2 separate regions of the Mus musculus genome follow, and region 2 is linked to region 1. The links are chromatin loops, found by intact Hi-C in ENCODE. Cell type or tissue: heart. All regions are shown on one strand.

The links. A loop is a pair of places that touch in the nucleus more often than their neighbours do. Peaks named below come from ENCODE experiments on the same cell type or tissue, not always from the same donor. Only the 100,000 strongest peaks of a DNase experiment are listed, where the experiment ranks them.
Region 2: a loop joins it to region 1, with 12 times the contacts of the local background. A loop is called at or near these places in 3 of 42 quality-filtered maps.

The regions. Positions count from the first base shown.
Region 1 is chr5:108,430,607-108,438,606 of GRCm38, reverse strand. It overlaps Pde6b (phosphodiesterase 6B, cGMP, rod receptor, beta polypeptide), which reads right to left. Exons shown (of 22, transcript NM_008806.2): 21 at 7,901-8,000; 22 at 6,864-7,104. The coding sequence ends at 7,043. Atp5k (ATP synthase, H+ transporting, mitochondrial F1F0 complex, subunit E) reads left to right here and starts at 4,208. Exons shown (of 4, transcript NM_007507.3): 1 at 4,208-4,281; 2 at 4,527-4,581; 3 at 4,778-4,876; 4 at 5,270-5,361. The coding sequence starts at 4,246. The coding sequence ends at 5,295. It overlaps Gm34319 (a long non-coding RNA gene), which reads right to left and starts at 4,206. Exons shown (of 3, transcript XR_003955776.1): 1 at 4,084-4,206; 2 at 572-662. In heart, a CTCF peak has its summit at 4,131 (motif pointing right); a DNase peak (open chromatin) is centred at 4,216; H3K4me3 peaks cover 2,057 bases; H3K27ac peaks cover 1,349 bases; H3K27me3 peaks cover 2,109 bases.
Region 2 is chr5:108,263,869-108,271,868 of GRCm38, reverse strand. It overlaps Dr1 (down-regulator of transcription 1), which reads right to left and starts at 2,972. Exons shown (of 3, transcript NM_026106.4): 1 at 2,060-2,972. The coding sequence starts at 2,279. In heart, no CTCF peak of the experiment used is centred here; DNase peaks (open chromatin) are centred at 2,408 and 3,028; H3K4me3 peaks cover 3,746 bases; H3K27ac peaks cover 2,115 bases.

The DNA.
Region 1 (8,000 bases):
GCCTCTTCTAAGCCCACAAGGTGAGTCTAGGGGTAGGATGGAGGTGTCAGAGAGGGGAACAGGGCTGGCTGTGTCATCCACTGGGTTGCCTCCCCAGTTCCTGCATCAAAACCCATCCCAGATTTTTCTAACCATCTTGGACATCCTCTGCCAGCTCTAAACAAACCAGTGCCTTGAATAGGTACCCTAAGACCATGAGACTAGAGTCCTTTGGAAAAGCTAAGGGAAAACTAAACAAACCCAGAATTGGTCATAGCACCTCCCAAATAAGAGGGTATATCAGCATTTTGATGCAATGCCCTTGCTCTACCTGAGGAAGAAGTCACACCTACTCAGGGAAGTGATAAAGTGTCCTACAGGTTCTCTTTGTCAATGACACTGTCTCTGTCCTTATCCAGGAGTGTGAAGGGCTAAGAGTCAGCGCCGGGTTTACTGTGCCACGGGTGGCCTAGCTTTGCCTTAGCTCCTACCCATACCCCCCCCCACACACACACATACCTGGCTCTGCTCCATCAAAGGGACAGGTACCAGCTGGGGGGGGGGGCTTGCCAGAGAGCAAAGGCAGACTCACCTCCTAGAACTCCTAGATCTGGGTCTGCTCAGAATTAGAGAAGAGATTGGAAAGTGTCCTCTGAATATGCTGTTCTCCATTGGTCTTCCTGCTGTCTTGAGAGACAGGAATACTTTGAGGCAGTTGGGGGGAACACTCAGGGACATCCCATGTTTTGGGAGACTTAACTCACAGGATGATGGAACTGTAGCACTGGAGGGTCCAAGCAGTCCACTATGTTTAATCCTAGAGGGCTTCAGGGTAAATGAACTCCAAGGATGGGCTCATTCCTGGCATCCAGTTTCTGAAGGTCCTAGCCCTCCCTTATTCTTCCTAGTATGTCACCATGGCAGCTGTAGGCCAGGTATCTCTACACCCACAACCATTCTTTATGTTCCCATGAACAAACACGCAAAGGCATCCTTGTGTAAGTGCATACATACACACACTTGGATGCCCCTGACCAGTACCTCCACTGTTACCTGCTCACCATGCCTGAGTCTTGCCTGCCCAGGATCCAGTTCCTGCCAGTCTTAAGATTCCTGGTCCCATAAGACAGACTTTGGCTGCCCCTTCCTACAAGAACAGGCTGAAGACTGCCATCCCAGGGGACTGGACAACTGCAGAGTGAGCTCAGGTAGGCCAGTGGTAACCCTTCTCTCAGCCCAGGCACCAGAAAGTTTTACTCTGCCAAGGATGCTACATCTCCAGGGCATGTGCCACATTACTGGCCAAGGCTGGGCATCTCATTCATCCTAGGCAACTGGGCTCTGCTAGGGCAGTAGAAACCAGAGGTGCTGAGGATAGAGTGCTATCTTTTCAAAACCAGCAGATAAATGGTCCTGGCCCAAGAATGTATGCTTTGTCAGGTTTTGTTTTGTTTTTGAGACAGGGCTTTTCTGTGTATCCCCTGGCTCACCTGGAACTCACTTTGTAGACCAAGCTGGCCTCAAACTCAAGAGATTTGCCTGCCTCTTCCTCTCTAGTGCTAGGATTGTGCCACCATAGCCTGGTAAAGAATTTATGATTTGTTCTGTGTGTATAAAGTGTTCATGGCACTTTTTACTTCCTTATTAACTGGCAGACCTAGTGGCATTCTGATGCCACTTCTGGCCCTTCTGTAGCTGGGTCATGGGCAAGAACATTTCTGAGGCAGAAGAGCCTTAGAGAAGGTTAGACTGCCTGCAAGGGGGTCAGTCTTGACACGGCCCTCAGGTTTCCCATTACTCATCTGATAGGCAGAGTTCAGGGAAGCAATATGACTTGCATTCTGTCACTGATGCCAGACACGGGATTTCTGGGGTGAGAATAAGGGCAGGAGATATGGGAGTGAGCCTGCAGGCTGTGTGGGATGAAAATGTTCAGAGAATACAATGAAGTGAGCAGATGAGAGCCCCCACAGTCCCATAGTTTAGAGCATAAATAAGAGGAGCAGGAAGTAGGACCTCAGCAGCCACAGATGGGACAAGTGGGAATGGATTGTGCATCTGATAGCTGGGTAACTCCTACCCTGGTACATTTCTAAACTGTGACATCTTCCACATTACCAGAGGTGGGTGTTTGTCCAGGTGTGGGAATGATAGTTGAGAGTAAAGGGCCTCAGTTGGGCTCAGCCCAGCTACAGGGGTGGTAAGCTCTGAATTTGAGAGGGCAAGACCCAAGGGAGGATCTTGGCTGAGCCTGGGCACAGCACTAAAGATAGCAGCACACTGGGAATATTTAGATTCTGCACACAGCTGTCCCCAACAGGTGCAGAATCCTCCTACTGGTGTCCTGAGCTATGTGGAACCTTAACCACTTCCACTGCCTGACAAATGACCCCAAGCAACAGCAGATGTCAAGCCATCCGTGTGTATGCTTGTGCCAATGTGTGTATTGTAAGCCTCTTCTGCCTCTACGCCATGTAGCTTCTGTGTACCCACCCCTCAATCCATACTCCCCTTGGTACCCACCCCTCAATCCACACTCCCCTTGGTACCCACCCCTCAATCCACACTCCCCTTGGACCCCCAAAGACACTTGCAGTTCTGGAAGCTTGAGCTGCTAAGGAGTCAGGTTTATTTTAAGATTTAATGAGGGAAACCTGTTTGATCACATAAGTTATCTAACCAGTTGCTCAAGATCAGGGAAGGGAGGGGGCTCAATGTGTAGATGACCATGAGGGGTGAGGAAGTTTACTTGGTGCCTTGTAGGTTAGCATGCCTTTGCAGCTTCCTTGGGGAGCAGTGAGTTGGCAGGAGGGCAGGAATCTCACTGTGGCTCAGGTAGGGATGGGAGTGAGGAACGTCTCAAAGGCAAGGTAAGAGTATGTGGAGCACCTGTGGCACATGGCCTGGGTAATTCTCGTCTCAGTTTAGGAACATTTCTAGGATTCTAACAGAGAAGAACTAGGGCTTTGACTCCAGATCAAATGTAGGCAAAGTTCCAGAGCCTAGGGCAATGGTTCCTCTTCTGATGGCCCCGGAGAGCTGGGTACCTATTATGAGTCCTGCAGTTTTCATTGCTGCATTTTATCCACTTTATATTCATAATTATGTTCTCTTTATAAGTATGGACTATAAAGAGTCAGGAAAAGATACCCCATCCCTACAGACTGTGTACCTTTCCAAGCCCTGGTGCAATGCAAAACTGAGGAGGCTGGTTCAATCAACAGCCTTAGGAAGATTTCAAGTCACTATGGGGCATTGGGGTAAAGCCAGCCATTCAGTGGGTGGCTACAATCTATACTATGACAGATGTACACAAAGATGCTTGCCAATAGACACAGCTGATAATCACCTTGTCTCCATCTTGCCCCATCCCAGGCCAATGATGCTCAACTTTCCTAATGCTGTGACCCTTTAATACAGCTCCTTATGTGACCCTCCCCATACATAACATTATTTTCATTGCTACTTTATAACTGTAATCTTGCTACTGTTATGGGTCATAATGTAAATACTTTTGGAGATAAGTGTTTGCCAAAGGGATCACAAAGGGTTGGTCTAGACCGACATGGCTGCTAGAGAGGTACCCACTCTGGGGACATGGACTGCAGAAAGGTAAGTTTGGCAATCTGGGTGCTCCATGGTCAGTCTCTATGAGGCCTGAAAAGGAGGTCAATAGGACTCAGGATCTGTAGTCCTGAGAGTGTGGGCAGGGAGATGCAGGGGTTAGCCTCATTTGGATGAACATTACCTGTAAAGCCCAATGGAAATTAGGAGCTCTGGGCGAGAAAACACTGGTCGGAGGACATATGTGTCCAATGCCGGAAATTGCAGGAAAGCCCTGGAAGGTTGCTGACCTCTCAGGAAGGGCCAATACAAGTTCTGTAATCTCATGCCCAAACCCACCGCACCCAATGGGCCGCTGGAGTCGGCCAGGTGTGCTCGTCTGTTCCAAGAGATAAAGGGATTGTTTGCGTGCTCCAGTCCACAACAGGTGGGCGACAGATTCCAGGGCTGGTCAGTCATTACACGCCGGTGCTGAAGTAACGAGGCTCTGTGTCACCACCCTTTTGAAGCCAGCTTACACTAACAGCCTAGACTTCCTACCTGGAGAGTAGTAACCAGCCCCGTGGGAACGCTCGGCTATCCTCCAGTCGCTAGGGGGCAGCGCTTTCACTGCGGCGCATGCGCCTTTCTGGCTTCAGGAGGCGGCTTTCATTCTCTGTCTTCCGCCTCAGTTGAGCTTCCGGCGCGAAGGTCACGGACAAAATGGTGCCCCCGGTTCAGGTCTCTCCACTCATCAAGGTGAATCCTCATCCCCGTTGTTGCGCGGTGCTCAAAGCTCCTCTATGCCCCCTTTCCCCTCCCCTCCCGTGACTTAGCATTGCCCACCCTTGGGACTGCTGGCTGTGGTCTCGAGCAATCCCGGCCCTGCAACCCTTGCACACACACCCGCCCCGTACTCCCTCTCCCAGTACTCCTCGATGTCCGACCCCTGCGATCCCCTTGTTCCCTCGGTGTGCCTTCTACTATAATGTTTTCTTCTGCAGTTCGGCCGGTACTCCGCTCTGATCATCGGCATGGCATACGGCGCCAAGCGCTACAGTGAGTTTGGGGACCGGGAGAACGGGATTCCGGGTGAAAGGCTGTGTGACACTGCTCGAGCCTGCAGTTCCTTGGGAGGGAGATGATGCCAGGCCCTAGAGGGGGGCAGGTGGGAACAGCTATCTGGAGATTTTGGAGTCGGCTTTTTCACGAAGCAGCATTTTCAGAGAAGTTAATTGCTTCCACTCCCCCCCAGGTTACCTAAAACCCCGGGCAGAGGAGGAGAGGAGAATAGCAGCGGAGGAAAAGAAGAGACTAGATGAGTTGAAACGGATTGAGAGAGAACTGGCGGAAGGTATGGCTTTTAGCCTCTCCCAACACCCCCGAGTTTTCTGGAAGTAGCTGCTGCTTAGTGGACCAGGGGCTGCCTCTCATCCCATGACTGTTTTGTCCAGTGCTGTCCTCCGTGGAGCCCAGTGGAGTGTGAGAGGCATACTGCCCCTTCTCTTGGGTAGCATCTGCAAATTGCCTTTCGAGAGGTTACTGCTGAGCAGGCTCTCTGACCCCTCTGTGTTGACTTCCTGTGGATTCCAGTCAGATGGAGAAGGCAGTTGGGGATGCAAAGGATGGTTTTAGTAATGAAGTTAGGGTTCTCTTGGAATTAGATTCTTGATTGTTTAAAGCCCAAGTCCCCGTAAGGTGGCCCAAGTCTGTATAATGTTTGACATGGTCTCTTCTCACTTTTCAGCTCAAGATGACAGCATTCTCAAGTGAGGCGTCAGCGAGCTTGCTTTTCTCTAGTCGTTGAGAACGAATAAAGCTTCATTGTGTGATGCTGTGGCTTCCTCTCTCTTTACTGTTTGCTTCTAGGTACCGGCTCTGTGGTTGCATCCTGGCTTTTCCTTGGGTAGGGAGGGTCGGGGGTGGGGTGCAGTGGGTGGAGTTTCAAAGGAATTAATGATCATTACCAGACACACAGACAAAGCGAGAAGTGCTGGGGCATGTGAAGGTGCAGTGGTAAGGCCAAATTAGGGCTCCAGGGATGCCGGGGTAATCCCTGGAGTGGCCTAGCCTCCTGGAAGCAGCTTGCTCTGCTCTGATCTGCACTCTTCTGCTTATGTCAGCAGCTCGGGCCCAGTACAGGAGGATGGGTGTTGATGCCTTCACAATAACGTGGGTCTTGTGCCCCCAACTGATAATTCTTCTCTAGTTCTTAGAAAGTGACCTAAAGCTGAACTATTCAAGGAGGCCTGGACGACTAGGCCCTTGTGTCCAGCTGGGGTGCTAGTTAGTTCTTGTCAACTTGACACAAACTAGACACCCGGGAAGAGGGAGCCTCTGTTGAGGACTTGTCTATCAGATTGGCTTGTGGACATGTCTGTGGAGCATTTTCTTAATTGATGGTTAATTTGTGGAAGTGCCCAGCCCAGTGGGCAGATGGTCCTATAAGAAAGCAGTGTTCTTCCGTGATTCCTGGCTCTTGCTTCTGCTCGACTGACGGAGACTTTGTAAACCAAATAGAGCAAACCCTCCAGGTTGCTCTTGGTTACGGTTATCACAACAACCAAAAGCAAACTAGAAGTGTTACTGCTACCTCTCTGTTCTGGGCTTTGGATAAGTTTTCTAGGTCTGTAGCCTGTTTTTGTTTTAAAGTGAGTAGATCTACAAATGTAATGAGAGCCAGCATATACATACTTCAGAGCTGTTTATTTGGTTTTAGAGGCTGAGGAGCTGCTCATGGTATCCCACTATTTGGGGCTCTGAGGGTTAAATTTGCCACCCCTATGCCCCATAGTGCTAAAGGCAAACTTCCGGATGTCTTCTCTTCCCAGGAATGGCCCCATCCAGTTAGTGCTGGCCTGTCAGGAGGACAGATTCTTTGAGATTCCCTTAAGCTTGTTCTTTGGCAGATAGTGCCCATCTCAGAGGTTAGTCTTGTGAGGGCCCATTGGACTGCCCCTGCTTTACCTTCCAGGCTCCTCTGTACAGCTGCAGCATCAACAGCAAACAAAGCTGCTGGCTGCTTCCTTCATTAGGGTCCCACCCAAGCATTCAGGCCACTTGCATTTGATCTCAGCTCTGCTCACAGCCTTGGCCCAGCAAGCAGAGTTTCTCAACAGGCCAAATGTGATGTGCCCTCCAGTGCTGTCAGCATGTGTGGTCCTGGTGAGTTACTTTCTGTGTTGTTCTGATTTTCTGGGCATATGTTTTTACTGAAGCAGATGGAACTGAATACGTATGTACAATAGTAGAGCTCTGATTCCAGACACATTCCACAGATCCTTTATAAAGATCTCTGTGGGATCTTTTATCAAACCAGATAAATATTATGGGCCAAACCATTTAACTTATTCATAGTTGTTTTTAATTTGTAAAAACACCTTTAAAATTTCAAAATATCCAAAGTTACATTCGATCTTTTTTTTTTTCCTGTTCCTAATGGCTTATACCAAATTGCTATAGGCAGAGTCCGTATGCAGTGGGTGAGTGGCAGGAGGGACCCAAAGCCATGAAACACGGCTTATAGGATACAGCAGGTCGAGGACTTGGGTGCTGGACCACCATTGCAAACTTCTGTGCCCACTGCAAAGGAAGATAAGAGGGTGAGCCTTCGTCTTCTATAACCAGTGCCCTCTGACCCTGTAGGTTCTCCCTGCGGGGGCTGAACTAGGTCTGTAGCCAACCCAAGCCGATTATGCTGAGCCTTGCTTAGCACTTGAGCCTCTTCGGTCACTATGCCCTGATTACTTTCAGTCCTGACCTCCTATGACCCAGAAGCTGTGCTCTTCAATGTGCTCTTACAGTGGCCCTGGAGAACCCCAGGTCCAGGGTAAACAAACCCTGGAAAAGATAAGAGAGTGCCACTGGGCTTCTGATCCTGGGGGCATCAGCTTGTTCAACAGATTCACATGATATAGGGTAAGCACTGTGCCTGCTTAAAACTCTTGCTTAGCTCAGTGTCTTTGCCTTTTTGTTGTTTGGTTCAGGTTTTCTCTCTTGACTCTGAGGATAGCTTGGGGAGGGGGTATGTGATTACAGGCATATGCTACCACACCTGGCAAGGAACTTCTTAGTGGAACAAGAGGCTGATAGGACTTGAGTGAGCTTACTTCCCCTGTATAAGAATGGATATACTAGTATTCTTGTCTCAGTGAGAGAACATCTCAGTCTGGTCTGTTGTCCACATAGCATGAACAGCCATGCTCCATGGGGGACAGGATAGATGAATGGGACATTCCTTGGCTCCAAAGCCTCTGTCTCAGCTGTCGGAGTGTCTGAATTAGCTGCCTTGCTGCTTGCTTGGTGGTTCTCTGCCATCTTACAGCATTGACTTAGGGGTTAACTATGAGCGCATCCCAGTTCTCTGAGGGGCCCAGACCTTTCTTGGCTGCGACTCTGTCTTCTTCCTTCTTCTTTTCTTCCTCCAGGGCCTTGACTTTGGCCTCATACTCGTCAGCTAGTGCTTTCCACTCCTTTCT
Region 2 (8,000 bases), 170 kb after region 1:
GGCAGTTCTTCTATTCCTTCATAAAGAGTCAAAGGAAATGCTAGCTATTTGTTAAATATCTTCTCAAAGACTTAAAAACTCAAAAAAAGAAAAACACATTGGCTTCCATTTTTCTTACCACTCAGCAAACCAAACAAGAAGGAAAAAAAAAAAAAAAACCCAGTTTTTTTTGTTTGTTTGTTTTGTTTTTCAAGACAGAGTTACTCTGTATAGCCCTGGCTATCCTGGAACTCACTCTGTAGGCCAGGCTGGCCTCGAACTCAGAAATCCACCTGCCTCTGCCTCCCGAGTGCTGGGATTAAAGGCATGCGCCACCACGCCCAGCTCTAAAAATACCAGTTTTAAGAATTAAGTATGTCGGCTGGAAATATAGCTCTGCAGTGCAGTGCTTACCTAGCACACATAAGTTCAGCACATACACACAAAAGAATCAAATAAGCAACAGGGAACGGTGGTTATATGTCCATAATCCCAGTATTCAAGATACTGCAGGAAGAGACTCTTAAGTTTAAGGCCAGGCTAGGCAACACAGTAGGATCCTATTATCATCTTGCCTTTCCTAACCCTAAAAAAAAAAATTGCTTTTTTTTCTTAGTTATCTACTATGTACTGAAATGGCAGAGTATATGTGTATATAATATGACTATTTATATACATACACACACACACACCATCATGGCTCCACTACCTACTGGGATTGACTTCTGCCATGCTAAGTACTCAGCCTTGAGAGACACCCTCATCACAGCAGGATGTATTTTTAATCTACCATCAGCAGAGGATAAAGGCTCAAAATTAATCAATTGATCTTCTTGTCAATATTGACGGTGTAAAATGGATATGCTCCATACGAATACATGTGCTCTCTATTTGACATTAACAAGAAAGTAAAATTATTTAACACTTAACTTTATAAAAAGGCAATGGTAGAGAACTACCTGCCGAGTATGATTAAATTTGTTCCTTTTAACTTTAAATAAAAGTAATCAAGAAATTGTTCGCATTTCCAATAGATTATTATAAAACAGAAGTGACTGTCTCAAACTGAATGCAACCTTCTCCTAAGAGTTCATGAAAAACCACAGAAAGTACTTCCCAAAATTTGCCAAGAGCACTTTTGTCTCCTTTTCCTGTAACCATCAAAGTCTCCTAGTCTTTTCCAGCATAAGGAAGAAACTGTCGAAACTTTTAGATGTGCTTTTCAATAAAAGATAAATGTATAAACACATCCAAAGGGGACCAGCAGGCGAGAAGGACCGGCAACAGAATGCTGACTAGCGTGTGTCAGGCCCTACGTTCAAGCCCCAGGACTGTCGTTCCCGCCCTGCCCCAGTCATCTTTTACAAATAATCTTCAAAGAACAATCAATAGTTGGAGGGAGTCAAAAAGAAAAAAATGTGGTGCTCGCTTTGGTTACCTGGTGATGACTGTTCCACCTTCTTAGCGATTTTAAAGCAAAAATATACTTCCTTTTTGAAAAGCAATTAACTTTACAACACTTAACACACTCATGTCAATATTTTTTTTTAACTCAATGCTAGGACCCTTGTGCAAGATTGCTAGATGATACACCACTGACCTCCGTCACCAGCCCAAGGGTTTTTCCTACCCCTGTGTTCAAAAATGAATCTTTTCCTCGATACAGGTGAGGGAGAGGTACTCTCTGACTCAACTCATGCTCGAAGTTCTAAAATTTAACTTTCCAAGAGAGAACTTTGAGTTTCCTTTCTCAGTTGTTATTATCCACGTTTAGCTGTGGGCAGTCAATTCTTGTTGTTTTAAGACCTGATTGGAAACTGTACTAGTGAGGGGTTGCGGATGTCTGTTGACCCTAATGTCTGCACTCCTTATTTGCACTAGCCGGATGAAAACAATGTCAGAAGAATGCTACATAGGTGTTTTCTTAAGGTACAAGCTGTCTCTATGCCGTTTTGACTTTTCATTAACTGTGCTTACTAGTGAAGTGGAATGAAGGCTCTGTGACGCCAAGTGGTTACTCTATTAGCTTGACTGTTCCCCTGATCCTTCATCGAAACCAAATCCCACACAAATCGCTTACCTTGTATAACATGCTCTGGTGAAATTGTCTTCTTTTCTGACTTGTTACAAATCTCGTTGGCTTCAGAAGATATAAGGTGAATGAATTCCGTGCAGCAGTTCACTACCAGCTCTCGGGCATCGTTGGCCACCCGGACATTAGGAAGAGTCTCTTTGATCATCTTATTTATAGCAGCTCTGGGGATAGTGAGATCATCGTCGTTGCCAGACGAGGAAGCCATCGTATCTTCCTGTCTTTCAAGCCCCAACTTTTAAACTCCTCGCCTCTGGTCCACCACTCCACGAAGATTTCTCAACAGGCTGTCCCTGGAGAGGGATGTTGGGGTCCGGGAAGCTCAGAGAAGAGAGTGCAGAAACCAGGAAGGAGGGCTGGAGGGCAGGGAACACCCACTGTGTGAGAGATTTTAGTGGGAATATGAAGGAAAGGTCAGGGGGCTGAGGGTTCTAGGGACACCACTCCCAGGGCTGGAGAACCACCCTGCGTGTCGCCTCAAACGGACTGGCGCTGTCGTCTAACCGAACCTAAACGGCACGGGAGCGCACGCAAGACAGAGGAATACCCGCCCGGCCGCGGTCCCGGGCGGACACTGAGCAGGGTCAGCTCTACAGAGCCGGAGCCCCCGAGGACGCCGCCACCAGCAGCGGTTGCAGCCGCCTCGGCCAAACCATCCTTCAGGCACCCGCGCCGCCGCCTCACAACATGTCTGCCGAAGCCGCAGCTGAGCGCACGCCGGCTGCCTGGGAAACCAAGTGGACCGGGCCGAACACTGCGGGAGCCGCAGCGGCCAAGCGTGTGGCCGAGAGCAGGCTGTGCGAGCAGGAGCGGCGCTAACGGTGGTCTCTCTACGGGCCGGGGAAGGAGGTTTGCCGCAAGCTGATCCCGGCACGCTTTGCGCCACCGGAAGTCGAACTCCCCAGGTCCCACCCGCCCTCCTCGATGGATTTCCGTGTGCACGCCCCGCCCCTACCCCCTCCCGGACGGGCGGGAGCCGCGGGGCTTGGCAGCCCGCAGCTTCCGCCTGCCGCTCCCCCACGCACGGCGACCCGGCGTCTCCTCCGTCGGGCCCTGGAGCTCGCTTGCTCTGCGGGCAGAAGGGCCCGCGGAGGGCCACGTGGCAGGGGAGCCCTGGTCCTTACTAAAGAACTTCCTTTTCCTATCTCCTTAGCTGTCGGGATTAGGGCGCGGAGTGAAAAGAGCAGAGTGGGGAGGACAGGCCTTTACAACTACTTCACAGCATTCAGATCAGAGCTCCCTGTTCTCATTTGTGAGAAAGAAATGAAGCCTTCAAAGAAGTGGCTGTCCTCGGTACCACAAGTGGCTAAGTCAGGAAACTGGTAGTCTGATCTAAAGTAATGAAAATGTTTGGCATACCATGAGCTATGGCCCTCTGCATACTTGCTTTTGAAAGGAAGACAAGAAAAAAAAAAGGTTTATCTTATGAGAGTCCGATATCTGCTTCGTTCCAAGTGATTACTAATAACTAGTGCCACGTTCATCACAGAAATCACTTTTTTTTTTTTTTAAGATAAGCTCAGCTGGGCGACAGTGGCTCACGCCTTTAATCCCAGCACTTAGGACACGACACTCAGGCAGGCAAATCAAGTTCCAGGACAGCCAGGGCAATACAGAAAAAACCTGTCTCAACACACGCAAATCCTCACATACTGTCACATTAATTAATAGTGGAAAGTTGTAACTTTTGAAAGGACTAAGCCAGTTAAATCTACGTGCACAGTTTAGTTCATCGTGTTCTTTGTTGATAGACTGGCAGCTGGACTGTGGCAATGCTTTAAGATGTCTGGTTTCCAGGAGACTATCATTGTCAACCATCCCCTCCTACCCACCTTACTAGATGCAGCTTCAGCACTGAGCTAGAACACCAGCCTTGAGTTAATTTTTTCATTCAACATTTTCTCCAAAATGCTTGCTGGGAACTAAATATTCTTCATTATATCAGTGCTAGTAAGTTCAATCTTTGATTATAAAGAACAAGTTTCTTCTTCAAAATAAGTAAATTTTGGTTCAGATGTATAAAGACCTAGATAAAATATTAAAATCTAGATGGAATGTTAAGTCCTAGGTAACTGTTACCTGGTTAGCCTGCCATTTTGTGCTATTACTATATTATAAGCAAACTTTCTCATATGGGAGTCATGTCTACAGAGTGCTTCTGAGTTCTCCCAAGCCACTGTCTAAATTGTTTATACCTGCAACCCCAGCTTTTCTTTATTTTATTTTATTTTATTTTATTTTTGCTTTTTGAGACATGGTTTCTCTGTGTACCCCTGGCTGTCCCGGAACTCTATAAACCAGGCTGGCCTCAAACTCAGAGAGACTTGCCTGCCTCTGCCTCCCAAGTGCTGGGATTAAAGGTCTTGGCCACTGCAAATGAGTTCAACTCCAGGTTTGAAGTACAGTATTTTTAACTTTAAAAGTTCACAAGATTTTAAAGATGAAAAAGAAGTATAAAAACATAAAGGAAAATGTCAGTAAAGACTTTACACATTTAAAGGACTATTGTAAATGAAGTCACATGGGAAAATGGTACAGAGAAATATTTCTGGAAAATCAAACTAGTAGGAGTCAGAAATGGTGGCACCCAGCTGCAATGCCTGCATTGGGGAAGATAAGGAAAGAGGATTGATAACTCAAAGATGGACTCTGGACAGCATAGTACAGCTGCAAACTGTAAGGACATAAATGAAAGAGGTGATATCACTTTGTTAAAAGGTCAAAAAGAAATGATATGTGTCAACAAGAAGCTAATGGGGCAGAATGGGGAAGGAAGGCTTTTCATGTAGTGGTAAAGACTAAAGAAGCAAATGGCAAAACAGCTTGAGAGAGAGGCAAGGGCAGTGAAAAGCTGTAAAAACCTGAAGACACACGTTCAGTGGAAAAGCAACAGCAGAGCAATTGAAAACATATTTTTAAAGGTAAGGCCCAGCATGATGGTACAGGCCTTTAATCCTAGCACTTGGGAGGCAGAGGCAGGTAGATCTCTATGGGTTTAAAAGTTCAAAGCCAGCCTGGTTCAGGGTGATTTCCAGTGTAGACAAGACTACCAGAGAAACCCTGTCTCAAAGAAACAAATATAAAAACAAAGAAATAAAAAATCTGGAAGTTACTGTATGTGTTACTGTATACCTATAATCCCAGCTCTCTGGAGGCTGAAACACACACACAGACACTTCCCCACCCCATCCCCCAATTTAAAGCCACGTTGGGCTACAGTGTGAGTGGAAACCAACCTGGGCCACAGCAAAATCTTGTCTTGAACAATATCAAACAGCAACAACAACAAAAAAGAGGCCTAGAATTTGGAAACTGTTTCTAATCAATTCAGTTGTCACTGTTACACTTCCAAGTGTCAACTTTGTAACTAAGTTTTTTAAAAAAATAACAACTTGAGGTGATAATCCCTTCATAAATGATAAATTTAAAATGTGTTGTTACATGTTTTAAATGATTTGAACCTTGAGTCTAATTCAGTTCTGCTGTTTTGCAGAACCATTTGCAGGGCCAGAAAGCCTGGCACTGTGATCAATCCATAGTGGAAGAAGAGAACTGATTCCCAGAGTTGTCCTCTGATCTTAATTTGTGTGTTATAGCAAACACAGGTACAGACACACACACACACACACACGCACACACACACACACTCACTCACTCACACACACACATACTCTCTCTCACACAAAGAGAGAGAGAGAGAAAGAGAGAGAGATTTAAAATTTTAAAGCATTTGCAGCTAGGCATGATGACACATGTCTATAATCTTAGTATTTTGAAGGAAGAAGCAGAAGAATTGGGTGTCCAAATTCATTATCAAGTACACACAGTGAAGTGGAACACATTGTAATCTATCTTACACATGTAATTAGTTCCAGCACTCAAAGTCAGCCTGGCTATTGCCAAGACTTTCTACAAACTAATGGCAAAGTCCTGTTGCTGAAGACAACACCTAAACAACTCACTGAACATGGAGAAGTCAATCTAGTATCTACCTAGCGCCTTCACCCCAACTGATCAGTGTTCATGGTACTGGAAGGGACTCGGCATGCTACCAGAGGAGAAAGGTAAACACCAACCCAGCTACAAACACTTCAGTCTACAAATATGACTTGATTTGCAAGATATGTTAGTGCCATACAGGCACAAAGTTTGTGGGAGTAACCAACTAATATCTGATTTGAGTTAAGGCCCAGACCAGGAGATGGAACCCATACCTAATGCTACTTGGGTAGCCAAGAATCTGAGACTAGGTAGTCCAGGGACCAAATATTCTGCTAAAGGAATATAGCAACAAAATTACTCCTAACAACATTCTGCTATACTAGTAGATCTGTCTTGCTCAATCATTCTCAGCAAAGCTTCCTCCTACAGCAGATGGGAACAAATACAGTGACCACAGCCAGACAGAAAGTAGGCATAGGGTAAAAGACCTTGGAACATTCTGCACTAAAAGGAATGTCTAGGTCCAATCCCTCACTCCAAGGATTAGGGAACTCTTTGGAAAAGGAGGCAAGAAAGAGTGTAATAGCCAGAGGAAATGGGGAACACTAAGAAATCAAGACCTTTGAAACCCAGCAGGAATGACATGCTTATCAATTTAGAGACAGCATACACAGGACCTGTCCACTAGATAGAGTGCTAGAGCAGAAAGGAGCCGTGGACACACATCCCATTCCCAAACACAGAAGTCATCTCTTCATGTCCTCCCCAACATGTGCTGTCACCTCGGTTTTTGATCTTAGCCATTCTGATTGGTGTAAGATGGAATCTTGGGCCAGTTTTGATTTGCATCTCCCTGATGACTAAGGACTTTGAACATTTCAAGTACTTCTCAGCCATTCAGGATTCCTCTGTTATGAATTCTCTGTTTAGTTCTATACCCTATTTTTTGATTTGGGTTGTTTGGTTGTTTTTTGTTTGTTTGTTTGTTTGTTTTTTGGAGATTAGCTTCTTGGGTTCTTCATATATTTTGGATATTAGTCCTCTATCAGATGTGGGGTTAGTGAAGATTTTTTTTCCCCAGTCTGTAGGTTGCAGATTTGTCTTATTGACTATGTCCTTTGACTTAAAGCAGCTTTTCAGTTTCATGAGGTCACATTTATCAATTGTTGATCTTAGAGCCTGAGCCATTGGAGTTCTGTTTAGGAAATTTCCCTCTGTGCCATAGAGTTCAAGGCTCTTTCCCACTTTCTCTTCTATTGGATTCAGTATATCTGTTTTTATGGTGAGGTCCTTGATCCACTTGGACTTGAGCTTTGTGCAAAGTGACAAATATGGGTCTATTTTCATTTTTCTATATACAGTCAGTTAGTCCAGCACCATTTACTGAAGATGCTTTATTTTTTCCATTGTATATTTTTGACTTCTTTGCTCATAAGTGTGTGGGTTTATTCTGGGTCTTCAATTCTATTCCATTGATTGACCTGTCTGTCTCTGTATCAATGCCATGCAGTTTTTATCACTATTTCTCTCTAGTATAGCTTGAGGTCAGGGATGGTGATTCCCCCCAGAAGTTCTTTTATTGTTAAGAGTTGTTTTTCACTCTCCTGGATTCTTTTGTTTTTCCATATGAAATTGAAAATTGCTCTTTCCATGTCTGTAAAGAATTGTGTTGGAATTTTGATGGGGATTACAGTGAATCTGTAGATTGCTTTTGGTAGGATGGCCATTTTTACTATGTTAATTCTACCAATCCATGAGCATGGGAGATCTCTCCATTTTCTGAGGTCTCCTTCAATTTCTTTAAGATGCCCCACCATACCACAGGGGCACGTGCTCCACTATGTTCATAGTGGCCTTATCTGTAATAGCCAGAAGCTGGAAACAACACAGATGTCCTACAACAGAAGAATGGATACAGAAAATGTAGTTCATTTACACAGTGGATTACTATTCAGCTATTAAGAATGAGGACATCATGAGTTTTGCA